Regions from separate parts of the Homo sapiens genome. Here region 2 is linked to region 1. A link is an interaction called in ENCODE POLR2A ChIA-PET data of the cell type or tissue named here. Cell type or tissue: endothelial cell of umbilical vein. All regions are shown on one strand. Each heading gives the region's core, and the rest is flanking DNA. Links, peaks and the distances in the headings are about the cores only.

The links. ChIA-PET counts read pairs that join two places held together with the same protein. Peaks named below come from ENCODE experiments on the same cell type or tissue, not always from the same donor. Only the 100,000 strongest peaks of a DNase experiment are listed, where the experiment ranks them.
Region 2: POLR2A ChIA-PET joins it to region 1 with 5 read pairs; 4 of 35 experiments call an interaction of 5 or more read pairs at or near these places.

What each region holds. Positions count from the first base shown.
Region 1 is chrX:134,621,923-134,638,399 of GRCh38, reverse strand. All of the region lies in intron 1 of PLAC1 (placenta enriched 1), which reads left to right. Among named protein-coding and RNA genes, the nearest start is that of PLAC1, 28 kb to the left of the region's middle. In endothelial cell of umbilical vein, for the core only: no CTCF peak of the experiment used is centred there; no DNase peak of the experiment used is centred there.
Region 2 is chrX:134,558,933-134,575,409 of GRCh38, reverse strand. PLAC1 (placenta enriched 1) reads left to right here. Exons shown (of 3, transcript NM_021796.4): 3 at 8,670-9,572. The coding sequence starts at 8,728. The coding sequence ends at 9,366. It overlaps LINC00629 (long intergenic non-protein coding RNA 629), which reads right to left. Exons shown (of 3, transcript NR_038998.1): 3 at 15,012-16,024. Among named protein-coding and RNA genes, the nearest start is that of LINC00629, 17 kb to the right of the region's middle. In endothelial cell of umbilical vein, for the core only: no CTCF peak of the experiment used is centred there; no DNase peak of the experiment used is centred there; H3K27ac peaks cover 218 bases.

The DNA.
Region 1 (16,477 bases), core at 6,236-8,735:
ACTGTCAACTCACTTTTTGCTCATTCACAAAAAAATATCTTAGAAAACTTAAGGAGAACAACTCTTTAGTCTAAATGGCAAGTCTTGTTTTATAAAATAATATCTCAACATAGCTGCATGTGAAAAATGGTCATTTTTAAGCAGTCTTTGTAAAAGTAACAATGAATTTTGAAGTAGAAGCTGATGCTTTGTGTCTTCTGCTATTTGTGTGGTCAATGACACGGCTACTGCTCCCAGAGTAAACGATACGTGCCAGTGAATATTTTGTGCAAGTTAAATGTTCATCATCCTCTTTCTGAGAAATAAAAATGCATTACTTTAAAAACAACCAAAAAAGGACATTTAAACAAAGGATTCCCCTCCAGTAGACTCTCGTTTATGGGCTTCAGACCACATTTTGTGTAAGAGCTTTCAGTCATCCATTTTTTCTTTCATTCCACAAAAATTTATTGAGCACCTGCTGTGTTCCAGGAAATACAGTAATAGGGATGCGCCATCATAGGCATGGATAAAGGAAATTCACATACAATCCCCCCAATTTTTTTTTCTTTTGAGATGGAGTGTCACTCTGTTGCCCAGGCTGGAGTGCGGTGGTATGATCTCAGCTCACTGCAACCTCTGCCTCCCGGGTTCAAGCGATTCTCCTGCCTCAACCTCCCAACTAGCTGGGATTACAGGCATGTGTCACCATGCCCGGCTAATTTTTGTATTTTTAGTAGAAACAGGGTTAGACCATGTTGGCCAGGCTGGTCTTGAACTCATGACTTCAAGTGATCCAGCTGCCTTGGCTTCCCAAAGTGCTGGGATTACAGGTATGAGCCACTGTGCCCAGCCTACAATCCCCCAAATTCTTTGTAAGCATAATTTCAACCCTTTACTATCTCTAAACTTTGAGCTTGAGTAAGCTGATGGGCAAGAACAGGGCAAGTTATGGTGACGATAGTGGTGTGTCCACAAACTGGAATATGTGATCCAATAAGTATGGTTAATGGACAACAGAGAAGAATACTTGCAAATAGGGCTATTGAAGGAAATGGCCCTTTGACAAGGGAGGTGGAACAGTTGGGGGAAAGCCTGGTCAATGTCTTCTTCCTTCTGTCCTGTCCCCTTCCCCATGCCTGGACCACCTGGAAACTATGGATTAAAGCAGTATTCTCTTGCACCCCTATGGCTACACACACCCCTGGGTGCAGCGGCTGCTTTCCCCTATCTCCAGCATAGCTCATGAGGGACTCCATGTGAGCGCTGGGTTGCCTGAAATTGAGGGAAAGCAATCTGGTCAGAACTAAGTAGGGCCTGCTTCTTGTTGCCTATGCTACAGTTAATCCATTGCCATCTGTCTTTATTTTGCTGACTCACTGCTTTCATTTGGGTTGGCAGTTCTTTTGCTGTTGGCTGCAGTCTTTAACTGTTTACGGAGGACTGAGATGGATGGAGAATTAGGGGCTTTGCATTCATTCGCTGAATGAAATCCTACCCAGGTACTGTGGGCCTCTTGTCGAGGGGCTGAGGCCAAGGCCCCTGGATTTTGATGGATGGTGGAGATTAAGTGTAGGGTAACACATCATTTAGTCTGATTGCAAGGCCAGGTTTCTCCCAAGCATTGCCAAATGAGCTGGGAGGTCATGCGAATTGTCTGCCCAAGCACAAGGGAGCGTGATATCTTTTAATTAGAGTAAGGATGAAGGATATTAGGGACCTTGGTCTGTCAGAGAACTTGGAACACCCAAATGCTATACTTCATTCAAGTTTCTCTTTAAGTTTCACCTTATCCATGGAAGCTTTTCTGCATAAACTTCCATCCCCACACTGCATCCCATCCCTCCTCCGAAATGCACTTCCCTGCGCTTTGAATCTCATCAGCATTTGGCTTCAACTGTATACAATCTTGGCTCCCACAGCCATTTTGAAGCTGCCCTTCAGCAGATTTGAGACCCATTCTTTATCCTGTGAGATAGAACCTTATCAAGATGTGAAACTCTGTAGCCTTTATAGCTCATTTTGTTATATGGCAATTGGATCCTGGGAAAAGGTGACTTGGAGGAAGCCATCATTGGCCTTTGAGACCTATAGGAATTCAGTAGAAACACTTTCAGGATGCTTTGTCAAATGACTTGTGTTAAGATGCCAAGGGTTTGTCGTGGGCTCATGTAAGTTTTAACCCTTTTCAAGGCTACTTTCTGTAAGCATTGTATCATTTCTGGGGTAGAGGGAGTTGAGGGTTTTTTGGTATATCTGCCTACTCAGCCTTGGTGTCAACCAGTACTTCCTGGGATTTGGGGTAGGAACAATAGAAGTTAAAAAGGAACTTTGTGTTTTAGGTAGGGGGAACGTAGGTACTGGTTTGCTCAGGATAGTCCTGTGTTACACCTGCTGTCCTAGTGTCATTATCGAAGGCACATTTGTGCCCTTCACCCACAAAAGTGTTCCAGTTTGTACAATAAACTTAGCTTTAGGCAGCACCTTAGCTTTAGGCAGCAAATATGTAATGTACAGGATCACACCCAGAGCTAGAAAGACTACAGAGTTTTGCAGTTGATGAGCTTCTATCTCACTGGGATAAAGAACGGGCTTTCAAATCTGCTGAAGGACAGCTTCAGAATGGCTGTGGGAGCCAGGATTGCACACAGTGGAAACAAAATCCTGATGAGATTCAAAGTGCAGGGAAGTGCATTTCAGAGGAGGGGTGAGGTGCAGTGAGGGGATGGAAGTTTTTGCAGAAAAGCTTCCACGGATAAGGTGAAGTTTGGAGAGAAACTTGGCTGGGTGAGGTGGCTCATGCCTGTAATCCCTACACTTTGGGAGGCCGAGGCAGGGGAATTGCTTGGGTCCAGGAGTTCAAGACCAGCCTGGGCAACATAGTGAGACCCTGTCTGTATGATTTTTTTAAATTAGCTAGCCAGGTGTAGTGGATCACAACTGTGGTCCCAACTACTCGGGCGGCTGAGGTGGGAGGTTTGCTTGACCCCAGGAGACTGAGGCTGCAGTGAGTCATGATCATACCACTACACTCCAGTCTGGGCAACAGAGTGAGACCCTGTCTCCAGAGAGAGAAAGAGAGAGAAATGTGAATGAAATATAGCATTTGGGTGTTCCAAGTTCTCTGACAGACCAAGGTTCTGAATATCCTTCATCCTTATTCTAATTAAAAAACACCACACTCCCTTTTGCTTGGGCAGATAATTCACATGACCTCCCAGCTTGTTTGGCAGCAATATGTTTTATAATTATATATTTTATAAGCAAGTGTAAAAAATACTTGCTTATAAAAGTTGTTCCCTTAACAACTTAAGATTGCATGGTCAGACTATCCCAGGGAAAGGGCTTCTCCAAGCCACCAACCCTAGAAAGTATCCTCTACCAATCGGACAGGATCAAAACGTCACCTCCAGGAATTGGAGCTCTCAGACACTGCTGGCAGGACTGTAAAATGGTGCAGACACTTTGCAAAACTGTTTGGAAATTCTCAAACAATTCAACATAGAGTTACCATATGACTCAGCAGTTCCACTCCTACACATATACCCGAGAGAAGTGAAAACATATGTCTACACAATAGCTTGTACATGAATGTTCATGGCGGTATTATTCATAATAGCCAAGAAGAGGAAACAACTCAAACGTCTATCAACTGATGAATGGATAAACAAAATGTAGTATATCCATATAAGGGAATATTATTTAACCATGAAAAGGAGTAGAGAACTGATATATGCCACAACACGGATGAACTTTGCAAACATAATGCTAAGTGAAAGATGCCATCACAAAAGACTGCATCATATTATTCCATTTCTAGGAAATGTCAAAACAGGCAAATCCATACAAATAGAAATTAGATTACTGGTTCCCTAGGACTGAGCAGGGTGGGGATTCAGGGATGGAAGAGTGACAGCTTAATGGTACAGAGTTTCTTTTGGGGGTGATTAAAATGTTCTAAAATTGATTGTGGTGATGGTTGCAGAACTCCACGAACATACTAAAAACCACTGAATTGTGCCATTTAAATGGGTGAATTGTATGGAATGTAATTTAGATCTCAATAAAGCCATTAAACGTGTGGCCTCCAGGCATAACTCAGACTCAGTACCAGCTACCCAGTTAGGCTTGCACTCCTTTAGCAAGGACATGGGCACTCTCTTCCAGAGAGCTCTTCTCAGGCTTCAAAATGGGCAAGCATGAACTTGGGCAAATGCCTCATAAGTGCAAACCAGTGGGAAGAAGCCTTGTTAATACCCATAAGCCTTTGGGGTTTTTTTCCCCCTTTATAGAAACATCCAACCCAGAGCCACAGAGTCCAATAATAATTGACAGACAAGAACCTTAGAGCTTGCCTACTCCAATCCCTCTGTGTAGATGCTCAGAAAGAGGAAGTGACTTGCTCAAGTCACACAGCTAGTCAGTGGCAGGACATGGACCAGAACCTGATGCTCCTAACTCCCACTCCAGTGCTCTTTCTCCTGTCCTGGCTTCTCCACTACTTCCCTTTCCCCTGCCTTGCCCAAATCAGCCCCTTTGGCCCTTCTTGCTAAAATCTAGGAGTCAAGTCTGAGAATCCAAGCACAAAATCAGGGTGAATTTACAATTTTGGAAATATGGTACAATTTTCCTAAGTAGTAGATCAGAAGATCTGTATTATAGGTCTTCCAACATCAGGATGTGGATGGAGTACAGGATTTGACCCCTGGTACAACTAAATTTGTGGAATAATCACATGCTTCTTTTTATACTGTATTTGGCAGTATTAGAAGAGAAAAATAATATTCATCTTAGGAAAACCTTGGTAACTGCAAATTTGCTGGCAACCTTATTTCCTCTTGCTTTCTTGGAAGAAATCAAACGAAAAAGCAGCTGTACAAATTAGCCCTGACCAACAGGCTCAGGACCAAAACAAAACAAAACAAAAAATAATAAAGCCAAAAACAAATTAAGCTTAATATTTAAATCAGAATGGAAAATATATCCAACTATACGCCTACTGGAACCCTTGAAACTGCTAATCTCTACTTGATTATTCACAACCTGACCTTTGCAGGAGGTCAGGACAAAGCTGGGGACAGTCTGACCGAAATGTATCAGCAATTTTCCAAACTCCTTCATCTGCATTCACAGATTTTCCTGATAACCCTAAGAGCAGCAAAACCATTGATCATGCTTGTTGGAGTCCTATTAGTACCACAGTGAAAAGAAAATGTGCTTAGTAGGCCATCAGTCAACAGACCCTGTGTGCCAGGTACAATGCCAGTGCTAGGGGGAGACAAGACGGGGAAGAAATGATGCCTACCAACAGGAGCCATACACCCCCAAAATAGGGTGAACCAGGCATGGTGTAGGGCAAGAGCATGGGGCAAGAGCAAAGCTGAAGGGCTAGGAGAGTAGATGTATGTTGAATAACATTGAGGGGACTAGTCTTTCTGGAATAGAGATTTCTTTTGAGGGAGTTAATGGGATGTTTGATTGAAAAAGAAGGTTGGAGACAGATTGTGGAGGCAAAATGGAGCATTTTGAAGAGGTGAGTGGCCAGATGAAAACCACATCAGGGGAGCCTTCTCTTCAGCCTCCCCTCAACACTGGTTTTGGTATTCTCTGGGCTCCCACAACCCCCTGGGCCTTATCCTAGCACTTTACACATTTTCCTGTAATTCACTGCTTCCTTGTACTTCTTCCCTCAAACTGATTTCCTTGTGGGAACAGCTTACATCTGGTTGATGCATATATCCCTAATGCCTAACAAAGGGTTTAACACGTGGTCAGCACTCAGGAAATGTGTGTTGATGGGATGGGACAGGACGGGATGGGACTTGATAGAAGGTTAGATCTGTGGAGGAGCCATCTGGAAGAGAAGGCAGGAAGAGGAGATCAGTTAGAAGGATGTTGCCCTGGGAGATGAGGAAATATGGCCCTGACCCAAAGCAGTAGCGATGGTGACAGAGAAGAAGGGAGGATGTCTGATGTATTTTGAAAGAAGAATAGACAGGACTTGGGAACCTTAGTTAACACTGACCTGAGGAAACAATGCAAAAGGACTGTGGAACCAAAGTAGGTTCCCCATGAGGCAGTGTGGTAGGTCCTACAGACCCCAATAGGATTAACCAGCCTCCATTTGCACTTTGTGGACAATTGGTTATGAGCACAGCTGTACTTTTCATGTCTAGAGGTGAAAGGGACTAGACCATTGCTGAGGGGACTTTGCCCAGCTGTCTCTGTGCCGGCTGTGCTAAGTCCCCAGGGAGCTCATGCTGACCAATAAGGCAAAGCTCAGGAGTGATGAACCACCGTTTGGCTGTCTTAATCCTAAGGCCTCAACTCAGCTCTGACCACCTGGAGGTGTCACACAAAGAAGTCCAAAATAAAGAAGAGTGTCAGCCCAAGAAACAAGAGTCTCCTTTTCCTAGCCATGCCTATTTCGTTCCACCTTCAGTCTTTCTGCAGCTCAGGAAGGGAGGGGTGAGAGAAAACCACGGAACTTTTCAAAATCCCATTTTCCAAAAGCTAAATCAGATTCATTCTGTGTCTCCTGCGCAGACTGCATTAGTCTGGGTAATGTAAACACTGTGAGGCCACAGCTGTCTGCCAGCTGCAACGTTAAAGCCCGTTTTGGGGGGCATGAAAAAACCTGTCTGTAACTATCACAGATGAGAAGTGTTAGTTAATGAATGGTCCCTGCTGAGTCCAGAGCCCAGCTGAGTTATTTCAGTCTTGAGCCTTAGCAGAGATTTTTATTGGGTAACAAATTTCAAATGCTCCAGTTACCCCTAGACCCCAGATTGGAGCTCGTTGCTCAATCCAACCCCCACGCCCCAGCCAAAACTAATTCACTCCAGGGACATTCCTGATTGCAGCTCAAGAATCTTGGTGTTTGGAGTGTTGGGTGATTGCTCAAGGAGGATTTGGTAAGGGCTTAATAATAACATCAGCCTCCTTGTGCTCCCTGCAGAAGTGTGGAGAGTGACCTTTTTCAAGAGTAGGGCCATCCGTGGCTTCCACCAGGGCTGGTCAGCTTGGAGCAGCCTAAGGAATGGTGGCTTTGAGTTGGACACCACTGTTTCTGCTGGGCCTTGGCTTAAAGCTCTGGGTTTTGCTGGCACCTTTCCACTCCTACTATTCTTTCTCCTCCTACATGGGCTCAGGTCAGGGGCAAGGCCAAGAGGGCCAACAAACCACCAGCTGCATTGAGACAGGGGCTAGGGCCCAGGCCTTTACGTGCATAATTCAGTGGCATTTCGTACGTTCACAATATTATACCATCATGACCTTTGTTTAGTTCTGGAACATTTTTATCATCGCCAAAGAAGATCCCCATACCTGTTAAGCACTCATTTCCCATCCCCTCCCCTCCCTGTACCGGCTCCCGGAAACCACTAATTTGCTACCTGTCTCTGTGGATTTGCCTATTCTGGACGTTTCATACAAACGGAATCATACAGTATGTGGTCTTTGTTGTCAAGCCAGTATTCTTTGAGTACCCACTGTAATAGACATGAGGATTCCTCCTCAGGTGCAGCAGCTACTGCTTTTTAGAATACTTAGCTTAATCAAGGCACATGCTGGGTGATTGATTTGCACCATTCTGTTTAATCTTCACAACAACTCTCTAAAGTAGATAATAATAATGTTCCCATTTCAAAGATGAGTAGTCCAAGACTAAGAGAAATTGAGTAGCTTGGCCAAGATCGCACTAGTAGTTAAGATTCCAACTCAAGTCCTTCCATTATTTATCATGTATTCAGCCCTACTTAGAGCCAGTCTACTTACTTAGAAGCAACATACTCTCTTCGTGGTATGTGCTGCCTGCCCCATCTTGCCCGCCCTTAAATCCCCACTGTGACAGACCCCATAGGCAAGGGAATAATCTCATGAGCCCCTTGTGAAAATACCCATGTGTTGGCAGGGCTAGTAGCCTGGTATGAGTGCCCCTAGTATTCATATGCCCTTGGGCACACCCAGAGTTTTCTTTAGTTCCCAGAGAGCTGAATATAACCCCACCTCCTTCTCTCCCACTCATGAAAGCATATGGGTATGTTAGTGAGAGTTATTTATAGAGAAATCTTTGAATCTGCTCAAATTTATTTTTAAGTAAATCATATGCAAGCTTTGGTATTTGATTATTAGAAATAAATAATAAGTGAGGCCAGGCGTGGTGGCTCACGCCTGTAATCCCAGCACTTTGGGAGGCCGAGGGGGGCAGATCACCCGAGGTCGGGAGTTTGAGACCAGCCTGACCAACATGGAGAAACCGCGTCTCTACTAAAAATACAAAATTAGCCAGGTATGGTGGCGCATGCCCGTAATCCCAGCTACTCAGGAGTCTGAGGCAGGAGAATGGCTTGAACCTGGGAGGCGGAGGTTGCAGTGAGCTTAGATCGCACCATTGCACTCCAGCCTGGGCAACAAGAGCGAAACTCTGTCTCAAAAAAAAAAAAAAAAAAAAGGGAAGAAGAGGAAGAAAGAAAGAAATAATAACTGATTATCAAACACCAACGTGTCCTGACATCAAAGGTGAGAATTTTTGGTCCAAACACATCTAGAGGCTGCAAAGAGCTACACCTCAGCTCAGTTACCTCCAGTTTGCAGGTGAATTCCCAGATCAGTGAAGTTCTCCCTGAAGACTGAAGATCGGATTGTGTCAAAGGTCTGGGGTGGCCTTCATGAAGCAGCCTCAAAGGCTGTGCACCTCATGTCTGGACTTTTGAGCAGTGACTCTGGCTGCATCTGACAGGGACTCTCATGTCCCAACCACATGTACAAGAAATCACAAGGGCTTGACCCAAGTTCTGCAATAAAACTCAAGAAAAAGGAAAAGGAAAATGTGAGTTGTTCCACTGTTTTAAAGACTTCAGGATATATGTTTTAAAAATTCACAAATGGGAGCGGCACTCAGGAAAGTTCAATGGAACTGAAAGAGACAAATATTGATACTCAACAGTCAGCTTCAATAATAATAATAATAATAATGGGACCGCCTGAATTCAAATAAATGGAACAGATGTTCCTCATGTGTTCTGAGTTGAAAATCATTCCTTCATGTGGGATCAGTTAAAAATCAAGCTTGGGACTTACTGTATGTTTAATATAAAAACTCTCAATAAAAATACTTTGGAGGCAAAATCCAAGTGAGGGCATGCTGCAATCATCAGTGCAAATAATCAACCAGTCAGCATTTGCCTGTAAGAGACCAAGGGATGTACATGTGTGAGGATGAGAATTACTGAGATAGAGGTGGTGATAGAAAGTTATTTGCCATCACATCTAACCGGAGCTCAGCATGCAGGGGTTTTCTCAATGTAAGTGGGACTTGGAAATTGAAGCTGTGGTGAGCCATGGAAAAATGGAAAAATCAATTATTTTGATATTTAGTGGACATTAGAGGAATTTTCAAAAGATGGGCTCTTAGAAATAAATGAAACTGTCCCACAGAATAGCTAATTTCAACTTGAACCAGCCCAGCCCCAGTATGGGGGTGGATATAACGAGAGGACTTTAGTACTTTAGTCTGCCATCAGTACTCCATCCACACCTAACATCAGAGCTGGAAGACATACTAGAAACTATGATCCAACATTCTCACTTCACTGATAAGGAAACAGGCACAGGAGTCTCTTACACATGCCCAGGGTCATAGAGGAAATTCATCTCCAGGCAGAATTCAGGGAACCCACTAAAAGAAAGAGGCAGAATCAAAATGGAATATAGAAAACATTGTTGCCCTTTCACAATACAGGCATAACATTAGGATTCTACAAGAAACACCAAACTGGCATGCCCTTTCATTCCACAGTACCAGCTAACAGCCCTGTTCATTTTAAAGAATTAGTGGAGTAAAACAGTCACCCAATCCAAAAAAGAGAAACACCAAACAGGCAGCCACAAAGAAGGTCTTGACGAAACCAGGAAAGGGTCAAGGGCATTGGGAAGCTGCCTTACAAGGCCAGGCAGGAAAGATTAAAGCAAAATAGTTGGGGAAGATGAAGGCATAGAAGGGATGTCATATAATCAAAGTATATAGAGAAACTCCTGAAGGTCGTGGATCCAGGGGAGTTAGACACATTCATCAGATTCTGGAGTACAAGAGAGATGCACAGCCTTTGCAGTGATTATCAGGAAAAACAGACTGAAAAAAGCAGCTTTACTATACACAGTGGATATGGGATGCCCAGTAAATGTGAAGGAAGTGTGCAAACCTTATTCTGAAGGTGTTGTGAAGTTAAAAAGCATTTTAATGCTTCCAGTAAACCAATTCTTGGTTTAATAATAACATTAATAATAGCTACCATTTATTGAGCACTTACGATGTGCCAGGCACCATGCTGAGCTCTTTACATGGTTTTCTTATTTCCTCCTTTTACCTTTATTTCATCCTTTTTTATTTCATCCTACAGTTGTGATGTAGGCACTACCTCCATTTTTCAGATGAGGAAACCAAGGCTCAGAGAGGTTAACTCATCTTCCCTAAGTCAGACAGCTAGTCAGTGGTGGAACCTCCCCTCAAATCCAGGTCTCCCTTAATTCCAGAGCACAGAAACACTCCCCCATCCTGCCTCTGTAATTGGGACAGCTTGGTTGCTTGAGACTCTCCCTCTGACAAAAGTGGTATTTTAGAATGTTCATTCTGGCTGGTGGAAAAAGTGAACTGGAAAGATAGGCCCCAGGACCAAGGAACCAGTTAGGAGGCAGAACCAATGAAAGGGAATGAAAATAAAGAATTCTGTGAAATAGAACTGGAAGGAGAAACTGACAGACTCCAAAGACGAATAGGATCTTACTGTGCCAGGATCTGCTTTTGCCATTTAGGATATCGTGGAGATCTTCCTATGATAAGACATATAAATCTGCCTTGTACCTTTTGTGACTGCTTAGGCATTCAATCTGTGGGAGTACTACTACGACAAACACTGTTCTAGTGAGCATGCTGGATATACGTATATCTTTGTATACTGGTATGTATATAAGATCAATTCCAATCAGTGGAATTTCTGGCCTGAAAGAAACATATTTTAAATTTTGATAGACTTTTTCGGGAAGATTTTCATAGTTGAGTGATTATTATTTTAAATTAGGGGTGTGGGAGGGAACCTTCCTTGGTAGATATACTATAGCAGAAATAAATTAGTTGGTCATCATTCAAAAGTGTAATCAAAAAGCACAAGGCCTTTCATACCATTCCTACCAAACAACATCAATGTTGTCGAAGCTAATTACAGGAAGAAAGGGAACAGAAGACACAGTAACCCTTTTGGGAACCATTTTCAAATGGAGAACTGGGAACTCATCTCTCTTCATTACTTAATTTTGAGGGAAGGGGAACTATGCTGAAGTGTTGAGCAGCTGGATAGCTGTGGCTGTCATTTTTTTTTTTAAGGGAAAGGGTCTCACTCTGTCACCCAAGCTGGAGTGCAGTGGTGTGATCATATCTCACTGTAGCCTCCAATTCCTGTGCTCAAGTGATCCTCCTGTGTGGCTGTCATTTAATAGACAGCCTATTGAGAGGCTTCTAGGAGGAAGATTGGCAAACTGAATACAGGGCAATTTTCAGATATAATAATAACAACTTGATTTTGTTTGTAGTTGAGAAGGTTGGCTATTGTTTTTAGTTAGGGGATTTAAATAACTTCTTTAAAACAGCTCCCAAAGGGAAGGGAAGGTAAACTCAAGTGTTATTATGAAGTATAATGGTCTGTCCCTCCAAGTGATAAGTTTGATTCACTGCTAGCAGAGCCAGTTCTGCTTGGCACCTCCCCAGTACTAACTGCCTCTGGCCAAAAAGCTACCAGGCCCTGGTGCCAGATCCTGGGTGTCATGAGCCAAGTAAGAAGAAGGGAGTAGATGGGGAGAGAAGATAGCTGAGGCAAGCTGTCTCTCCCAGAGAGATGGGTTACAACAGAATCCAATGCAAGCTTTTATTGGAGAGACCTATGTGTGGAGACAATAGGCCTACTTTTTAAATTTCCACAAAATGAACTAGGTACAGAATACCACTATTTTATTCATTCACTTGACAAATATTTACTGAGCATCTACTATGTGCCAGGTACTTTGATAAACACTGGGAGTAAACTGTTGAACAAAACAGAAGTGTCCCCTGCCCTCAGGGAGCTTACTGTTTCATAGGCAAGGTGAGTGAAAAGCAAGTAAACACACAAATATAGAATTACAGATGGCAAAAGAAAAAATACAGGTGGGGCATGGACTAAGGGTCAGGATGGTGTCGCCATGGTGGCCTGGCATTTAGAGTGAGTTCTGAATAAAGAGAAGGGAGCCACCTTTCAGGCTGAAGGGAACGTGTGTGAAAGCACTTTTGGGATTCAGGCTCTTGAAGTCGCTGGTCAGGCAGGAGGCTCCCTGAAATCTGCTCCACTTTTTGCTCCTCACTGTGCAAACCAAAGTGCTCTAGGCTTTGTGGTTGCTCAGGGCACAGAGGACCAGATGGGTTCCAGAGACCAGCCTGAAAGTTCCCCAGTGAGGATGCATGGTGATAGCCTGCGAGTTTCAGCCAGTTGGATGAGGTGAGCTTCCAAAATATTCTTAAACCCTACAGCCTCCGAGACCCATTTCCCAGTGATTTCCATTCCTGGTCATCACTTTCTTTCTGCAGGGGACACTTGCCTGTGGAAAAGCAGTGCCTCGCCTTGGTTAGGGTTAAAGATTGAGGCAGTGCTGGCCTTCAGGAAAAGTGCAAGCAGCAATGGAGAGAGAGCAAAAACTGAAGCCAAGGAAGCAGCCCCTGCCAACAACTTCCGTTCTTTCCCTTTCCTTCGGCATGGCTGCCCAAGGAGCCCCCAGTGACTGTTCATGGTGATCTGTTTGTTTCACAATTGACAAAGAAGGAGGGAGCCCTTTCTGACATTTTTGCCCAGAGGACCCAGATTTCTCAGTTTGAAACTGCCAAATACGCAACTTTGGGTGGATATTTGGCTGAATCACTTTGAAGGGCTTGTCAGTGCCTAAAATGGAAATTGTTAGAAAGCAGAGGAGGGTGGTTGCCAGCAACCATGAAATGGTAATGACCAAATCATTTATTTTTGCAATGAAATGTCATCCCCTAACACTACAAAGGCAGGTTTTTTCTAGCTTAGAAGTACTGACTACCTATAAAAATCTTCAAAAGTGATTCTGTGTGCCATGCACATGTACACATATACCCCATTTCTCTCACCCTCTGCCTTCCCTCCTAAACCAAGCTTCTTCCATGTTCCTGGAGCCCAGCTGCAACCTGGGATGAATTAAGATATTGGCTGATTATGAAAGGTAATCAGGCTTCAGCTATCATATAAAATGAAGGGGAGTTCATTTGGTTATTTGTAAGATGGTATGTGGCTGACTTTCTATGTGGGAAAGTCAGTAGGCTGTAATAGATCATGCCCCAAAATACGATGTGGATCTTTTAAAGATCTGTTTGAGTCTAGCTGTAGTTGCACCTAGGAGACATGATACTTAATAAGGTTTCTCCTATCTATCTATCTATCTATCTATCTATCTATCTATCTATCTATCATTTATCTGTCATCTATCTATCTGCTTCATTAGCAGGCAAATTAGGCAAGATCTCCCATTGTGTACTTTGTATTTTTAAATGCTGACACCTTTTTTCTGAGTTTAGGAGGAAGATACTGGAAAATACATTGTGGGTTGACACTGGGGAATGCAAGAGGATCTTTCTTTGAAAACAGCCATTAAGATACTATTCCCCTGGGCCAATTCCTGGGCAGTTTTAACCACATACAAAGCCCCAGGTTCTTCTTCTAGCTTTTCTATATTGACTCCTGTGTTAAGATCAGTGAAAATTTATACTATCATATAATTTATTTTAAAGTAATACTTTACAAGCCTTTGGCTTGAAAATATTTCAGTAACATCTGCACATTCAATACTGAAAAGTAAGATGGCTCCATTCTGCTCTCATTATAGTAGGCTTTGAGAGGTATCTTTTCTTTGTATCACAGTCATTAGTCCAGTGGTTGATCAGCTTCTTTTTCAACAGAAGTGGCTTTTTCCAAAGTCCTTTGTGATTGTTGATGTGGGATCTATTCTGAAAGCAGGTTTGCTGTTAAGGAAGGTTATAGGAACATTACCGTTTAGCCATGGACCTTGATCATCTGAATGTGGTAGCTGGGTGTTATCTCAGTGCATTTGAAGCTCATGCTTATGGAATCCCTGTTATGCAAGGGGTTGGGGAAGCCCACTGGAAAAAGTGGCTCCAGTGTGGATGAATCCGTCCTTCAGATTCCTTTGTAGGGTTGGCTTAAAGGGCAATTATAAATTAGTCTGTGTCATTTCTGTCCATTTCCCAACCTTTTAAGAGCTCTCCTGGCCCTCGATCTGCATGTATCTAATACCACTTTCTCAGCCTCAGTTTCCTAATATGTAACACGAAGGACTTGGACTAGACAAGCTACAAGTTCTCCCCAAACTCTGACACTTGATAAATCTAATGCACTTATCAGCAGAGAGGAATGTGGCTATTTTCCAACTCTTTCTTTAGTTTGGGGAAACTAATTTTATATAATGTTCTTTCCCTGTGTTTCCCTTTTAAAAGGAAAACATGACCCATTTCCGGTGTTGTAAAGTCAACACTTTGCAGCTCTGCACGAGGAAGCTTCTTTCTATGTAGAAGGGGCACAGAATGCCACGGGAACCAGGGCAGGAACCAACACCTGACAAGAGATGCAGGCACATGCGGCATGTGGGGCGGGCTGTCCCTCACAGGAGCCAGAATCATCAGTACTAGCCTCAGTCCTCCCATGCAGCTGGCCCCACTCAGAAGCATAATGGTGTGGAGCAGAGATCCCTGAGCTAGCATTCCTGGATTAGAGTGCTTACTAGCTGTTTACCTCCAGTGAGTTAATTAACCTTTCTGTGCCTCAGGTTCCTAATCTGTAAAATACGAATAATAATCACACTACTGCAGAGTACAGTTGCAAGGATTAGATAAGATCACGTGGGCATGTAAAGTGCTTAGAACAACGTGTAGCACACACATATTAAGTGCTCGGCAAATGTTAACTATTTGTCCATTGGGCTCAAATGTCCAAGTATGGATCCAGGAGTTGAAAGGTTGGATTCCACAGGGCCATCCTCCCTCTTGTGTCCAAGACTCTTTGTGGTCTAGGACAACTTTTGTGAGAACAACTTGTATCTGCTCTGGAATAGATGACTTTCCCTTTTCTATAGAGCTACTGTCCAACTAGCCCAGCCTTAGTGTCCCTGGGTTCACAAGTCAGTGATAATGACCAAAAATATGAAAAACTATCTGACGAGAGGGAAAGTGTGCTCATTGAGACCCCAGCAATAAGCAATTGTCTGCCATTGCAGAGGATTTAACAGAGCTCAGACGTGAAGGCTCTTGTAGTTGACAAAGGATCTTTAGAAAAGAATGTTCCCTGAGGGTGCTCCATGTCTACAGAGGCCCAAACAAGAGAAAACAGATTGTGGTTAGACCCAGGGAAGACATTTTTACCACACACAGATAAAATGCTGGGCCACATTCCCAAAACAGGTTATGTAGTGTCTTCCCCTGGTAAATTGGGAAAAGAGTGGCTGGCCATCTGTCCTAGATTGTTTCATAGACCACCAGAGCAGGAAGAACCCTTAGAGGTCATCATATCCAAACCTCTATTTTAAGGATTGAGAATGCTAATACACAGAGGGAGGAGATAATTGCCCTATAGTCATATAGCAAATTATTAGCAGGACCAGGATTTAAATCTTAGGCCAACACAGCTTGCCACTGCACCTTAGTTATCTCTTAAGGCACTCAAAGTGCTGTCCCTTCTAGTTCTGGAATGCTCCATGGTATCAATGTACTAAAAAAGTAACTGAGGCCCACCCAGAAGGACTCGAAGGTGTTGAGCAGTATCCAAATTGCAATTCCTCTAGTTTACCCATCCGATTTTGGAGCTCCAGCTGTCAAAGTGTTTCAGCCAAGCCTCCTCATTCAACTAACTGGTCTTAACTTACCATTTGAAAGCAGCTGTGGTTAAAGCAGAGCTTGCTGACTCAGCCCATGTAGTAAGGATGACTAAACACAAGAATTTCCTGTGGAGGGGGGAGGAGGGGGATGGAAAATATCTTTCAAATGCATTTGTTTCAGGGAACCCTTCTGATCAGTCAGGAGGTAGCCCACCGTGGGCCCATGAGGAAAAGCAGCAGGCTGTCCCCGCTCAGCACCAAGGCAGGATTTGCAGATGTTTCCTTTCTTTTTTCTAAACAACATTGTGGCTGTCTCGGCACCATTTTGGTCTGGCCAGCATTTGCACAGAGCTTCATCTGCCAACTGATACAGCCCAAAGCCAAGCGGAGCAGATGCCTTCCCTGACTGGAGGGGCCTTTCACATTCCTCTGCTCAGAGCCCAGGGGTGAATTGGGGCTGATCTGCTTTATCTCAAGACAGTTTCAATTCTGAGCCCACCTTGAACTCAAAAGAGAGGATCACTTATGCTGACCGATCAGAAAATATTGTGGGCTGGCTTCCATCTCCAGG
Region 2 (16,477 bases), core at 7,423-9,922, 64 kb after region 1:
CCTGCCAAGTAGCTGGGACAACAGGTGCGCACCACCACATCCAGCTAGTTTTTAAAAAATTGTTATGTTTTTTGATATTGCTAGTATAAGGAGCTATCACACCCAAAGTCAAATCTTCGTTATATAGAAAGTCCAGATCAGAGAAGTGTATAGTGATATTTACCAGTACAATACTCTATCATATGTGGATATGGGGTCAACTGCAAAGCACTTTTGGGAACATTCAGGCTCGGGGACACTCAAACTGACGTGAAGTTAGCCTGGATCTCTCTTTTAGTCCAGAGTTGGCAGAGTGAAAAGCCCAGCCCAGAGGGAGCCAAGGGTCAAGTTGGGGTAGGGGAGAATTCACCCATCTTGCCTCTGATTTCCCAAGAACCTCTAGCATTTTCTGATTTCTGTATCTGTGTATGGAACTGGGAGTGGATGTGTAGGTCTGCTCTCAGGAGGAACAGATATCCAGCCTGTGGTTTAGGTTCCTTTTTCTAGCTAAGGGAATCCTTGGACAACCTCAGGGCTAAGTCCATTTGCCTGGGTAAACTTGGGGACTCTAGCAAGCCCCTTCGAGGCACCCCACCATTCTTCAGTACCTCGTGAACCTGAGGCTTCTGCTTCTGATTATGCTGTCTCTCAATTGCCTGGACTTGGTCTAGATACGGCTTGATAATTTCTTCTTTCCTCCCATGTAAAGGCCAGACTAGGGGAGAGTTCCACTTTGTCTTCTTTCCAGAGGACGACTTATCACAGGGATGGAGGAAAAGGGGTACAAAGAGTGCTGGCTGCACTTGGAGTCACTGACTAAGAGCTAATTGACAGGACATTGGGTACCGTTGGATGGGACAGACATAGAGCCCTTGGCATCAATGATCCTAGAAGATAAGCAGGTGTGCAAGTGGACAGGCCAGGACGCTTGTTAGGACTCTGTACTCTCTAACTATTATAGAAAGGCTCTACTGCTACCCCAGGCCTTCAACTGGTAGACTAGAGAAGGAGTGGGGGAAGGGGTTAGCCAATAACCAGATTCAGGCCCTTAGGGGCTGGACAAGGAGGCACAGGGGCAGGTGGTGATTTCTGGTGGTCATTCATTAATTTCTTCCTTCTTTCATTTAAAAAATATTTACTAAGTACTTACTGTGTACCAGATACTATAGTAGATCAAGACCCCATTTTTAAAGGAATTTATGGTACAATAATTAAGGAATGGGGAGAAATAGTAGGGATCAGGGCAATAGTAAGAAACAGATTTGGGGATTTTCTTCTCCTCAGTATGTGTGTGTGTGTCTGTCTCTCCATCACTGTGTGTGTGTGTGTGTGTGTGTGTGAGAGAGAGAGAGAGAGAGACAGAGAGAGAGAGAGAAAATTTATCTTCCTACAATGTCCTCATCACAAAGCAATGCATCTTTACCTACTCCGATATGCACGCATGCCTCCCAAATTGTAGGCTCGCTAACAATGACCAACAGCCTTCCTATCAAAGGAACCTTTTCTAAAACCTTCTCTACGTCTCAGGAGCCAAATGATGGTGAATGGCCTCAGTCAGGATGTTATACACATGCACCAAGTGACCACATTCTGGGTGGGGCATGCACAAGGTAGCTTTGGGTTTTGGAAAGATGCATTCTGGTCAAGTCAGTGAAAAATCAGCCAAGTAGCCTATAAAGTCAACTGTGGTTTATTTTGGACTTAGGCCACACCTAAGGGGCCATATGCGTGCACCTCACTTTAAGAAAACCTGTACTCAAAAATCCCAATTTTGAAAGGGAGACGGGAATGTGCCTGACCATTTTTGGAAGCCATCTAGAGCCCTCATTTATTGACACAGGTGTATCAAAGAGGTGGTGAAGCCCTTGAAGGAACATCTGATTCAATCCTCTGCCTTCTGATGATTTCAGATCACCTCAGGCAAATGGGCCTTTATCTGGTTTTGGCAGACTCCCAGAGACTACTAATGGGTTAAAAATGTGGCCGTGGCTGCCGTGGAGTTGAGAGGTCTGCACAGACACAAACCTACCTTGTCTTTTAAAATGAGAAGGGACTCTGGGGCTTTGTGGAAAAGGGTGTAGTTTTCTGAAAAAAATCAAACTCAAATAAATTGTTAAGTTAAAACATAAACTGAATTAGGGGCATACATTTGGGATGTCCCTCACACTTCATGGAAATTATGAAATACATCTCTTTGTTCAAGTTTAAAATTCAACCAACTCAGCTTCTCTGCACAAAAGGGGAGGAGTTCCCATGACCTGATCTTTGCAATTTCCTCTAAAGTATGGCTTTCTGTATTTATTTAGGAATATTTATGTTCAGTCAGGGCATGGTTTACCCTTGTTGTGTAGCCTTATTATGGTTTGATTTCACATTGGACTACTCACCTTTTAGTAACCAAATTTGCGACCCAGCGGAAATTTCTCTCTTACAAGGAGCTTGGATTCTTATTTATTTTGCAACCTTTATTTGTGTATGAGATGAACCATGACATTTAAACTATGCTTGATAGCTTAACAGATTATAAGAACAAAACCAGATGGCCCAAACAAAAATAATGCTTTGATTGCTTTAAAATTCAATGTCAAAAATTAAAAACAGCTTTCAAAAAGCCTTGACTTTTTTCCCCCGAGATAATTTTGAATCATATATGTGGACATATACTTTCCCCCCAAATTAGAAATATATAAAAAATTTAACAATGGTTATTTGGGGGTTGAGAAGGGTGTTTCCTTCTTTTTTCTTTTCGACACCACCCAATTTTTCTGCAGTTAGTTTTAGAATCAGAAATAAATTTTTAATGGCTGCTTTTTAGTTTAATTTTAATGAAGCCTTTTTAAGGGTTCGGTCAAGGTGTTTTTCTCTGCTGAGAAAATGGACATTGTTAAGCATTAGCAGTTCATAATTCTTCTTCCACACAAAATGATGAATAATGTGCGGTTACTTTAACACTGTGCTTCATGAGGTTGGAAAACTAAACCGGTCTCAGCGTCTTTAAAATTAATGTAAATTCTACAAAAGCAGTTATTTAATTTTCTAACTCGCTTTAATGTACTTTCAACATCATTAGTATTAATCACAATTGTCACTTTCTTTGAGAGCAGTGAACCAACTAATTCCTTAAAACTGGGCTTTAAAAAGAACCTCCATTTTAAAAGGCTCTCAAACCTTGAGATAGTTTGCAGGTCACAGTCAGAATGTGACTGCTTGAATGTTTAAACTAAAGCACCCACAAAGTGTTAGGATTCCTTTTTTTCCGTTCTTGTCTTGTAAAAGAATCTTTATTCTGACTCAGATTCATTTTTCTTTAAATCAGCTGCAAGAGAGTGAACAAACTTTGCTGCAAATCAAAGCCCTGACAGTTACATTTCCCTGAGATAATTGCATGCTGCTTTGGAGTTTCCTTTTCCCTGCTGTTTCCTTTTGTTTTGACAACAAGTTTCTGGGAAAACAATATACAAATGATAACTATGCTGTCACGAGTATACTGAATTTTAAAAATAAATAACTGTCGACCCAAAAAGCTTCCAGGAGCCTATGGAGTGAATTCTTTTTCCAAACCGTTCCAAAACCAGATGTGGAAATGTTTAGCTAATTCCCCTTCCCATTCTTCATGCAAAGAGTTCATACGTGTCTCTAACGACATCAGAGGAGATGGGGAGGCAAAAAATCCTGTCTGCTTTCAAAGCGATTTCTCTTACACTTCTCAATTCTCTCTCTAACGTCACAAAACTAATTTGGACTTCAGCTTTTGTCTCTTTTTAAAAGGATTTTTTTGGGGTCCTGAGATTAAAAATGCTCTGTGCTTAGACCAATATTCAATCTCTTCATTATAAAACATTAAGAAATAGAGCTCATGGTAAGAACACTTAAAATCTACCCTCTTAGCCATTTTGAAATATACAATATATTATTATTGGCTGAACTCACCATGCTGTGCAATAGATCACTAGAACTTATTCCTCCTGTCTAACTGCAACTTTTTACTTTTTGACCAGTATCTCCCCTTACCCCTTCCACTCCACCCCAATAACCACCATTCTACTCTCTACTTCTTAAAGTAAGGCAATGGTCATGTTAACCAGCTTGATCTAAAATAATCATTCCACAATGTAAACATAGATCATTGTTACATGTATACATAGAACACTGTATCCCATAAATATATACAATTTTTATTTGTCAATTTAAAAACAAAACAACTGCTGAACTTTATAAGCAGCATTTTCAGCATAAAAAATTTAACGATGGGGGAGTTAAGTGGCAGCTCTTCTTCCTCTTTCCTTTTTTTGTTTTGGCCAATCCATTCTCTTCCTGTCTATAAGAAGAAAAGGGCTGTCTTGGTTTCACAAGTACTACGAGATCTCAGTCTGGCTTTGCTAATCAGATTGTATCACTGTCAGTGACTGATATAGATAGCTCTTAAACATAAACACTGGCATTTTTCTGAACTTAATTAAAAGAGCATATGTGTTTATGAGGGAAGAAAGGAAATACAGTTTATATTCCCAAAATGAAATGTTTTATGATTTTTTAATGTAGAAAATTTATTAAGGCTTATTAGGGAGTTCTTGAAAAAAAGGGAAAGAGGAAAACTCTGTTAAAGGAGCTAGTGGGAAATGTATATGCATAAACTCCATTTACAAAAAAACAGAAAGCTACTTGTACTCTGTAGCTTCAAGGAAAGCAAACATTTTGCATCCAGGTGTTATTAGAAGCTCTGGGTTTGCCTGACCTCTCTATAGCTCAGTTCAGGACGCTGTGTACCAACAGCTGAGCCCTACTTGGCTATACAAATGCATCTAGGCTCATTGCTTCGGGCATGTTGCAAGGCTAATTTGCAATCGAGTCAAAATGGGGCTACAGTGATACAGACCCTGAGACTGCTTTTTTTCTCAGCACAGAGGCCTCCCCAAGAAGCTGGACAGTAGTCCCAAAATGAGTGCTCCCTTCTTTGCATTTATTTCTTCCCCAGTCCCCAACTCCACGTCAGCTCTAAAGAGTTCTAAAGACTTTAAATAGAATTCTGCCCACAGCTCCTGGGATACTGTGCATGGCCCGCATGATGGCTAAAAATACCTTCAGCTGGGCACCCCCACACAGCCCTCTCTTCTGGCATCTCCTTCCCATCTCTAACCCCTCAGCCTTCTTTTCCCTCTGCCCCCAATAACTAGAGCCCACTTTCTCCCTCCCTTGTTCGGGATCCCATTCTTCCAGCACATCTCAGCAAGGTGTTAGAAAAGTCAGCTGATGAATTCACACTGTGTTGTGAATGACTTATAACCATCCCCCCTGCCGGACGTGGTGGCTCACGCCTGTAATCCTGTAATCCGAGCACTTTGGGAGGCCAAGGCAGGCGGATCACCTGAGGTCAGGAGTTCGAGAGCAGCCTGGCCAACATGGTGAAACCCTATCTCTACTAAAAATACAAAAATTAGCAGGGCATGGTGGCGGGTGCCTGCCTGTAGTCCCAGCTACTTGGGAGGCTGAGGCAGAAGAATCGCTTGAACCCAGGAGGCGGAGGTTGCAGTGAGCCAAGGTCGTGCCACTGCACTCCAGCCTGGACAACAGAGCAAGACTCCGTCTCAAATAATAACAATAATAATAATAACCGTCCCCCAACACACACACACACACACACAAACACACACACACACACACACACACACACACACACACACACACACACACTACTCTACCCTTCCCTAGGAATTGCAGGTAGCAGGAGAAGGGAGGCTGCCCTGCTTTGAGGATCTGTTCTCAGCAAGAAGGAGTAAGTCTCAAAGTGTGCCAATGAGCTGGGCATTCGCAAGCTCATTAGAAAGTACATTCTGCTTTCCCCCTAATCTCCTTTCTCTCCCCTTAGAGATGAGCAACCTTAAACCTGGGTCTCAGTGACCTCTTCTTTAAGCTTTATCTGAGCTGAAGGGTGTGCTGTCACATGCCTAGTCATCTTCGTTTATTTCTCCTATCACATGGTGAGCTGTTCTTGGCTTTATGAAAGTCAGAGGAAAGAGATTCTGCCGTGTTCAAATTTGGAGAGTTGTACTAAATGAACCCCTAAACTCAATGACATTATTGAGCCCCTTCCTTTGAGACTGACTCAGTGCAACATAATACAAGAAGTGAACGTGTGGGGGTGGGAAGTGAGGTAGTCTAAAATGATTGCTTGAGGGACAACAGTCTCATTTCTCAGAAATTCTAGACATTTTATAATTATATTTGGATTATCTTTGGGGAAGGAGGAGAAGGAGTACAGGAAAGATGCTTGAGGGAGGGGGAGGAAATGGATGGCTTAGCTCTCTGGAAAAGAGTAGCCTTAAACTTGGGTGTTAATTTTGGGGTTTGAACAAAAACAGTTGTTTCCTTGGCCTAGTCCAGAACTACTTAAGGAGGAGGTTTTCATTCAGGGCAATTAGGCCCAGGTTGTGGGATGATGTTAAAGAAAGAAGGAAAGAAGGAGAGAGAGAAAAAGAGAGAGGCAGGAAGGGAAAGAAAACCCACCTAAAGCACATTTAAGACAAGGTGGTCTTCTATAGATCAAGACAATAGTGCAGTAGTGATGGGGTGATTATCTCAGCTTCCAAAAGGCACCTCAGCAAATGTTATGCAGTATTCCAGAGCAGGTGGTTTCTTTACTTAACTGTTGAGTCATCCAGGACCAGCTCACATCAGAATTTACTTATTTGTGTTGTTATTATTGTTTCCTTTTTGTTTGTTTTGGGGATTTTTGGTGCGGGGGAGAGAAAGGGAGTAGGTTTTTGTTTGTTGCTGCTGCTTCTACTTTTGCTTTGTGAAAAAAACCCAAAAAAGTTGTCCCAGAAGAGACATTTCAGAAGGAACAAAGAGGAAGGAGCCTGGCAGACCTGTGGGGCTTCTCTTTTACACCCACAACACCCCTGAGAGAATGAGGAATCATTAACGGCAGAGTGAAAGACAGTGAGACCAATCCGTACCAATCAGAAACAAAACATTTCATCCAGGCCAGTGCGTTTTTCTAGCGGGCTCCTGTGCCATGGTTTCCATTAAACAATGCAGCAAATTCGTCACTATCAAGGGAAGAGAAAGAGCTGTATTTTTGCAACTGGGGAAAAAGAGAAGAGAGAAATGTCTTGGGACGTTTTTTGGCCCATTGCCGTGCACATAGTAGGCATTCAACAAATATTAGTCAAAGAATGAATTTGTGCAGGGGTTACTTATCTCAGCAGGGAACAAAAGTGAATCCCTATATGCATGTACATTTCCTTCCAAACTTTAGGTACTTTACTATGTGATTTATGTCATTTTCACTTGTAAAATGAAAGTTGAGTTGGAAAACATTGGATGATGTTGCTCTTGCTTTCTTCTTTCTTCATCTGTTACCTCCTTCTGATAGCATGTTTTAGATACTTATTCCTAGCACTGCTTTTTCTCCTCACTGGTCTGCCTGTCACTCTTTGAGAGCTAGAAGCAATAGGACTAGGAAGTGGCCACAGAGCTTCCTATGGAAAAAGAAAACAATAAAAAGCTAGAGAAAATAAAAGACGTAATGCAAAGATTTTAGGAGATATCTTGTCAATCAATGTGTAAAGTACAAACTCAATCCTCCCTCTCTCCCTCCCTCCCTCCCTCCCTCCCTCTCTCTCTCTCTTTCTTTCCTTTCTTTTCTTTCTTCCCTTTTTTTTTTTTTGAGACAGAGTCTCTCTCTCTCTGTTGCCCAGGCTGGAGTGCAGTGGCACACTCTTGGCTCACTATAGCCTCAACCTCCAAGGCTCAAGCGATCCTCCCACCTCAGCCTCCCGAGTAGCTCATACTACAGGCGTGCACCACCACACTCAGCTAGTTTTTTGTATTGTTTTATAGAGACAGGCTCTCACTATATTGCCCGGGCTGCTCTTGAACTTCTGGGCTCAAGCAGTCCTTCCACCCTGGCTTCCTAGAATGCTGGGATTATGGGCATAAGCCGCCCCTTTCTTTAATATAAGACTTTTACGGTAGTTTTCATGTGTAATATGCATTGAAAAATGTAAAATTAAAAACCAGCATGTTTTTATGTTTCCACAATTTTAGTATTTTACAAGGTGTCCTAAAGAATTTATCAGGGACTCTATTGGTCATAATGACTTATGATGCTGCTGCCAGAGTTTATGAAGCATTCGTTTGATCATTTTAAGTAAGCCACTCGGCAAAATTTCAATATCTGGTTGTTAAGAATAAACCACAATTCCTTCATAGGTTTTTATTTGATCAAATCTGTTGTAACAACAACAAAAAAGCGATAGGGAAGGGTTCATTAGTATGGCCTATGAGAGGACATGGAGGCCCCTAAAGAGGGAAGTATTGCCATCTTGAATTAAACTCTATCTCCTATCTCTTTATTCAACGTTTGACACAAAAACTGTTCTGTTTTGGGTTCATCTTGAGGTTAAACACAAAAGGATGCCACTCCTGATCAGTGTAAACTGTTGTTCTACATATTAGGGATATGTGTTTTATGCTAGAACAGCATGGGAAAGTCACTTTAAAAAGCCATTGTAATCGTCCATAAACACGTGAGTTCCAACAATGAAATTAAAGTTCAGTTCTCTCTCAAATGAGTGTTTTCCTCTTCTTAATGCTTTAGGAACAGCCCTTTGCTTAAAAAATATATCATGTTTGAACTTTCAATAGAAAATAAGATGACTTGCCTCTTGTGTTTTTTTGTGCTCTAGAAATCCTCACTGGACGGCTTCCTGTTTCCTGTGGTTCATTATCTGATTGGCTGCAGGGATGAAAGTTTTTAAGTTCATAGGACTGATGATCCTCCTCACCTCTGCGTTTTCAGCCGGTTCAGGACAAAGTCCAATGACTGTGCTGTGCTCCATAGACTGGTTCATGGTCACAGTGCACCCCTTCATGCTAAACAACGATGTGTGTGTACACTTTCATGAACTACACTTGGGCCTGGGTTGCCCCCCAAACCATGTTCAGCCACACGCCTACCAGTTCACCTACCGTGTTACTGAATGTGGCATCAGGGCCAAAGCTGTCTCTCAGGACATGGTTATCTACAGCACTGAGATACACTACTCTTCTAAGGGCACGCCATCTAAGTTTGTGATCCCAGTGTCATGTGCTGCCCCCCAAAAGTCCCCATGGCTCACCAAGCCCTGCTCCATGAGAGTAGCCAGCAAGAGCAGGGCCACAGCCCAGAAGGATGAGAAATGCTACGAGGTGTTCAGCTTGTCACAGTCCAGTCAAAGGCCCAACTGCGATTGTCCACCTTGTGTCTTCAGTGAAGAAGAGCATACCCAGGTCCCTTGTCACCAAGCAGGGGCTCAGGAGGCTCAACCTCTGCAGCCATCTCACTTTCTTGATATTTCTGAGGATTGGTCTCTTCACACAGATGATATGATTGGGTCCATGTGATCCTCAGGTTTGGGGTCTCCTGAAGATGCTATTTCTAGAATTAGTATATAGTGTACAAATGTCTGACAAATAAGTGCTCTTGTGACCCTCATGTGAGCACTTTTGAGAAAGAGAAACCTATAGCAACTTCATGAATTAAGCCTTTTTCTATATTTTTATATTCATGTGTAAACAAAAAATAAAATAAAATTCTGATCGCATAAAAATATGTTGGGCATTTTTATTTAATAGACACATACCTCATTTTTAGTATGGGCCAGACATTGTTCTAAGTGGTTTGCAAACATTGGTGCCTGGTCCCTTCTCTCTAGGATGACTTCCCTCTCTGTCAAGTTCCTCTAAGAAAGCCTTCTGCAATTGACCCTCTGTCTATATCCCCATTTCCCTTACACTCTGCACCACTAACTTAGTACTCAGCCACATCGTTTCTTAGTTCAATCTACAACTGTGTCACTTTTTATCCACAAAAAGCATAGGTTGCACTGGTGATTTATAAACCATCAATGGTTCTAAGAAGCACTCACGTCACTACCCACCAGCTAGACAGCAAATTCCTGATGCCGAGAGCCAGAGCTTATGCTTTAGCCACAGACTGATAGTGCTTTGAAAGGAGTTTTTCTCCCCCAACATCTATGATCAGAAAATGTTTGCTAAAGTTTGGCTGTCTATTAGCTTTCTCAAAGGGGTAAGAGAGAAAGTGGAGGAGTAAGAGAGAAAGGGAGGAGTAAGAGTAAGTGAATTGTTCAACAGAAATTTATTATTGAGGCCAGGAGTGGTGGCTCATGCCTGTAATCCTAGCACTTTGGGAGGCCGAGGCAGGTGGATCACCTGAGGTCAGGAGTTCGTGACAAGCCTGGCTAACATGGTGAAACCCTGTCTCTACTAAAAATATGAAAATTAGCTGGGTGTGGTGGTGGTCGCCTGTAATCCCAGCTACTTGGGAGGCTGAGGCAGGAGAATTGCTTGAACCCGGGAGACGGAGGCTGCCGTGAGACAAGATCATGCCATTGCACTCCAGCCTGGGCGACAGAACAAAACTCCGTCTAAAAAAAAAAAAAAAAAGTCCGGGCATGGTGGCTCACGTCTGTAATCCCAGCACTTTGGGAGGCCGAGGTGGACAGATCACCTGAGGTCAGGAGTTCGAGACCAGCCTGGCCAATATGGTAAAACCCCATCTGTACTAAAAATATAAAAATTAGCCGGGCATGGTGGTGGGCACCTATAGCCCCAGCTACTCGGGAGGCTGAGGCAGAAGAATCGCTTGCACCCAGGAGGTGGAGGTTGCAGTGAGCCAAGACCACGCCATTGCACGGCAGCCTGGGTGACAGAGTGAGACTCCATCTCAAGAAAAAAAAAAGGGACTCAGAAAAATTGAGGTCACACAGAAAATAAATAAATATTCAGACTGCAACAAATGCTATGGAGAACTAAAATAAAGTGATATGAGATAAACTGGAGAAGGGACCAGAGTAGGAAAGGCCTCTGAAGACTTGTCATTTCAACTAAGTCTTGAATGTGAAGAAGGAGCCAGTCCTGGGATGATCTGGAGAGAACACATTCCAGATAGTAAAAGCATCTCATTTAATCTTCACTACAACCTGTGAGAGAACTACTCTTCTCATATCTATTTTATAAATAAGGAAACTGAAGCACAGAGTGATTAAGATACTTGCCCAAGGCCACATACCTATTAAGAAGTAGACTATTTCAAAACATCATATTGTACACCATATATACATATATATATAATTTTTATTTGTCATTAAAAATAAATTAATTTGGCCAGGCACAGTGGTTCGCACCTGTAATCTCAACATATTGTGAGACCAAAGCCGGAGGATTGATTGAGCCAAGGAGTTTGAGCCCAGCCTGAGGAACATAGTGAGACCTCATCTCTACAAAAAATTTTTAAAATTAGCCGGGCATGGTGATGTGTGCCTGAAGTCCCAGCTACTCGGGAGGCTGAGGCAGGAGGATCACTTAAGCTTGGGAGGTCAAGGCTGCAGTGAGCCATGATCGTGCCATTGCACTCCAGCCTGGATGACAGAAACCCTGTCTGGAAGATAAATTAATTAAAATTACACAATGTTGACACAATGTTTGCACATTTAATATAGGCAAAGTGCTTCAGTAGGTGAGTAGATTTAGAAATTCAGTCATGGTAGTTGAAGAAACAGAGCGGTTAGATTTAAAAATCCCTTGCCTCTTCTTGAGGAAAACTAAGTAATAATCCCTGAAAACAGTGTATTCATGCAACAAATGTTTATTGGGCCTGTCTTATGTGCCAAGCACTATGTTAGATGCTGGGGATGCAATGGGGAACAAGACTGACACAATCTAATTTGGGTGAGGGAGACAAGTAAAGAGGCCTACAGAGATAGAGGCTATAGAGGCTACTCCAGTCCAGAGAATGTGCCTGTGCATAGACGTGAGGACCTGGGCTGAGGTCATCAGAGAAAGTGCAAGTGGTCTGGTCCAATACAATGGAGGCAGTGTAGCGGGGCAGTGATGGTGGTGAGTGATGGGGCTAGAGCATGAGTGGTATATGAGACTGTGTACAAGAAAGCTAGCACATCCCTCCCCCATCCTCTCTTCTGAAGCTAACAAATTGTTTAATACCAAAACACAGGCAAGCAACTTTGCAAACAACCAATACTAGATCTAGATACATTAGACTTGGGCTACGAGGTGCAAGTTGAGCATTTCACAACTGCAAGGGTGATATTCACAGAGCCTTGCCCTGAAGTTGCATAATGTATCAGCCTTAGAAAAGACTCAAGACCTCCATGGTAATAACAGGAGTTACTATGTTTCAGACACATTATATATGATCTCATTTAATCCTCACAACAGCTCTACAAAATGAAAATTATTTTCTCTGTTTTATAGATGAGGAAACTGAGGCTCAGAGAAGTGGAGATTGTACCATTAGGAAATGACATCACTGGAACTCAAACCCAGGTTTGTCTAGCGCCAAAGTCCACTTTCCCCTCTATGCTCAACACTCACTCCCAGAGAAGAGAGACTTCCATGTGGACTAGAAGATCCAGGAAGGTTTCTTGGTAGAGGTAGGCAATGACCCCACTGTTAGAAGATGAGGAGGACCTGGCTAAGCAGAGAAGAGGATGAAGAGTATTCTTTGTGGGCATAACCCCTGGAACAGGGTGGACAAGGGCACTGTGTTGGAGGGAGGCCGCTTAGGGGGCTATTGCTCTAACCTAGGTGAGAGGAGATAAGGACAGCAGATGGGAGGAGTTGAAGGATAGGAAGAGAAGAAAATGAGACCCATTTCAAGTGAAGAACAACAGGACTTCATTCATTCTAGCCTACAGGAAACAGTTAAATGTCTATATAAGCCTCATTCACGATTAAGAGAGAAATTGAATTTGGAGCGTAGAAAGCTCCTGGCCTTAGAGCAGAGAGACAGATTTCATGGAGGACAAGACTTAAGCTATGCTCTGATTTGTCTGACTGGATATATGTGAAAAAGAAGATGTTGACTCAAAGAAGATGTCACCATCAAGAGCCCTAGAAGCTCAGAAGACATGGTAAGCCCTGGATTTAAGTAAGGAAATTGGGGTGATGGTAGAGGATGGCGGGAAGATGAATCTAGGTTGGACATGTTGAGTTTGAGATGACAGTGACATCCAAGTAGATATATCCAGGAATCAGCTCGAGAAATGTAATTACTGGGAGATAAAGCCTTGGGGGAAATTACATGAGTGCAGGAAAGAGAATTTTTTCATAGTCAATCCTCATGGCATTGTTAGGAAAAGGACAGGAGAAGAACAGTCATCAAAATAGATAGAAGAGAAGTGATCAGAGATACGGAAGAAATATGACTCATGAAATTCTAGGGAGGAAAGTTGGGTAGACTATAGCCTCTAGTACAACAGATAAGCCAAGAGGGAGTAAGCACAGGCTTCACAGAATTGGGAGCCTTTGAATTGGACCTGAAGTGAGAGGTAGAATTGAATCAGGTGAAGATGTAGGAGGAGGGCATCCTAGGCAAAGGAAGCAGTAAGAACAAAGATGCAGGCCAGGCATGGTGGCTCATGCCTGTAATCCCAGCACTTTGGGAGGCCGAGGCGGGAAGATCACTTGAGCTCAGGAGTTCAAGACCAGCCTGTATGTTTACATTTTTGTACCAAAAATACGGGAAAAAAAAAAATCAGCCGAGCGTGGTGGTGCATTGCATGCCTGTAGTCCCAGATACTTGGGAGGCTGAGGTGGGAGGATTTCTTGAGCCCAGGAGGTGGAGGTTGCAGTGAGCCAAGATTGTGCCACTGCACTTCAACCTGGGTGACACAGAGAGACCCCGTCTCAAGAAAAAAAAAAAAAGATGCGAAGAAACATTGTGGTCAAGGATCATATTTTGCATGGGTTAATGTCTCAGGATAATTAGGCATAATTTTTCAAAATTCAATAGTAATCTGCACTTGTTGGCTTGGCATATCATTACTCAGAAAAAAGTGTTCTTCAAACATTTCAGGTGCATGTTTGATCTTCTCAATTCGATTGTGTATGTCTTGAGTGGGGCAGGGTGGGGGCTGTTTCCTGTTTGTTTTGCCTTGCTTTTTTTTTTTTTTTTTTTGTCTGTCACCCAGGCTAGAGTGCAGTGGCACGATCTCGGCTCACTGCAGCCTCCGCCTCGCGGGTTCAAGTGATTCTCCTGCCTTAGCCTCCCGAGTAGCTGGAACTACAAGCGCATGCCACCATGCCCAGCTAATTTTTTGTATTTTTAGTAGAGACGGGGTTTCACTGTGTTAGCCAGGATGGTCTCAATCTCCTGACTTCGTGATCCACCTGCCTTGGCCTCCCAAAGTGCTGGGATTACAGGCGTGAGCCACCACACCCAGCCTGTTTGTTTGCTTTGCCTTGCTTTTCCATTACTTGGTGAAGGTACCCAATAGATGGTCAATCCAGGTGACTGACTGACTGACTGGTAATGAGAAAGGGCGTGGGAGTCCATAAGCTAAAGGAACCATTCTAAAGATGGGAAGATAACACCTTGTGAAAAAACTGCATTTCAAATTGACTAATTCATTTGCCTTTTGAAATGCCACTTCAAAAGAGTGTTTTTCTCCTTTATTGTGGTAATGTTCTTTAATTTTTAAGATGACATGATTTATAAAAATCCATAACAGTGTTAGTCATATTTGTGATAATAAGATGAAATGCTTCATTGCGAACAAAAGAAATGAACATTTTCACCTTTCAATCTCTGGGAAAGCCAAAAATGTCTGAAACCGTTTGTTATGATAATTGCTTGTCAAATATTTAAAACTTAGGGCCATAGCGAGATTTTTGACCCATAAAAGGAAACTCAAAGTAACGTTTAAATTTTTATTCTTGTAGCCTGAAAGTAGCCAACCAGGTTTTTTAGAAAACTGTGTAAACTATATGTAAATGTTAAGGGCAAAAAGTCTTTTCTCACTACTTTGAACCTATAGCCCACTTTGGAGATGCACAGAAAGACACCCGTCCCTCCTTCACCAGTAACGAAGGCTTAGTCAAGCATTAAATTAAGCACACACACACACACACACGTTTATAAGAAATACATTATCAGATCCTGTCATTTGCAACAACATAGAGGGAACTAGAGGTCATTATGTTAAGTGAAATAAGTCAGGCACAGAAAGGCAAACATTACATGTTCTCATTTATTTGTGGGAGCTAAAAATCAAAACAATGGAGCTCATGGAGCTAGAGAGTAGAAGGATGGTTACCAGAGGCCGGGAAGGGTAGTGGGGTGGGTGGTGGGAGGGAACCGGGGATGGGGATGATAAATAGGTACAAAAAAATAGTTAAATGAATGAATAAGACCTAATATTTGATAGCACAACAGGGTGACTATAGCCAATAATAATTTAATTGTACATTTTTAAATAACAAAAAGAGTGTAACTGGATTGTTTGTAACACAAAGGATAAATGCTTGAGGGGATGGATACGCCATCTTCCATGATGTGATTATTACACGTCATGCCTGTATCAAAACATCTCATGTACCACATAAATATATACACCTACTACAACCCACATTTTTTTTTTAATTTTATGAAAAAGAAATACATTATCAAGGGACGAGTGTTTATTTAAAAAAAAAAAGCTGACTTTCACAAAAACGTTCTTTAATTCTAATTAGTGTTAATCCCTATGATGGAGCTCTACAATATCCTGTTTAAATTGTAATTATATTTGAGAATAAAACAATAGGTTTAGAAATTGTAATTATACTTGTTTATTCCCCACAAAAGAAAGAGAGAGAGTGACTTGCAGTCTTGTGATTTTTCTATAACTTTTTCAGGAGAAAACAAATGAGGTCAGATATCCGCTTATAAACTCACGTTGGTTATACAATTACAAGCCTTCTGTATTCGTTATCTATTGCTGAATAACGGATTACCCCCAAAACAACAAACCTTCATTGTGTCACAGGTTTTACGGGTCAGGAAACTGTGTATGACTTAACTGAGTGCCTCTGGCTCAGGGTCTCTCGTAAGTTGCAGTCAAGCTAGTGGCTGCCACTGTGGACATCTCAAGTCTTAACTGGAGTTTGGAGAATCCACTCCCATGCTCACTCAAGTGGCTGATGGCAGGAGACCTCAGTTCCTCTCCTGTAGCTTTCTCCAAGTGTCCTCATAACATGGCAGCTGATAGAGAGAAGGGGAAGGGGATGACAAAAGGCCCAAGTTAGAAGCCACAGAAGTGACATCCCATGGCTTCTGCCATATTCTACTTGTTAGAAGAGTCTCTAGGTCCAGCGCACGTACTAGGAGGGATTACAGAACAGTGGGAACACCAGAAGGCAGGGATCAGTGGGGACCAGCATAGAGGCTGCCTACCACCCCTTCAATCTTACCACACTGGCAAACTCCACAAATGCAACGTTCTTCAGTTTATGTGTGTAAATACAACTGATGTCAAAACACAGACTGGGTGGAAAAGGACATGCTATGCCACTGCTGTTTCCTTGTGTCCATCAGTTATATTTTCCCTCTTCAAGGAAAACAAGTTACAGGACTTGACTGGTGAAAATAATTCCATAGGAAGCTTTTATTTATTTTTATAACAGGAGATTGATGAAGACAGTTAAAGCCAAAGGA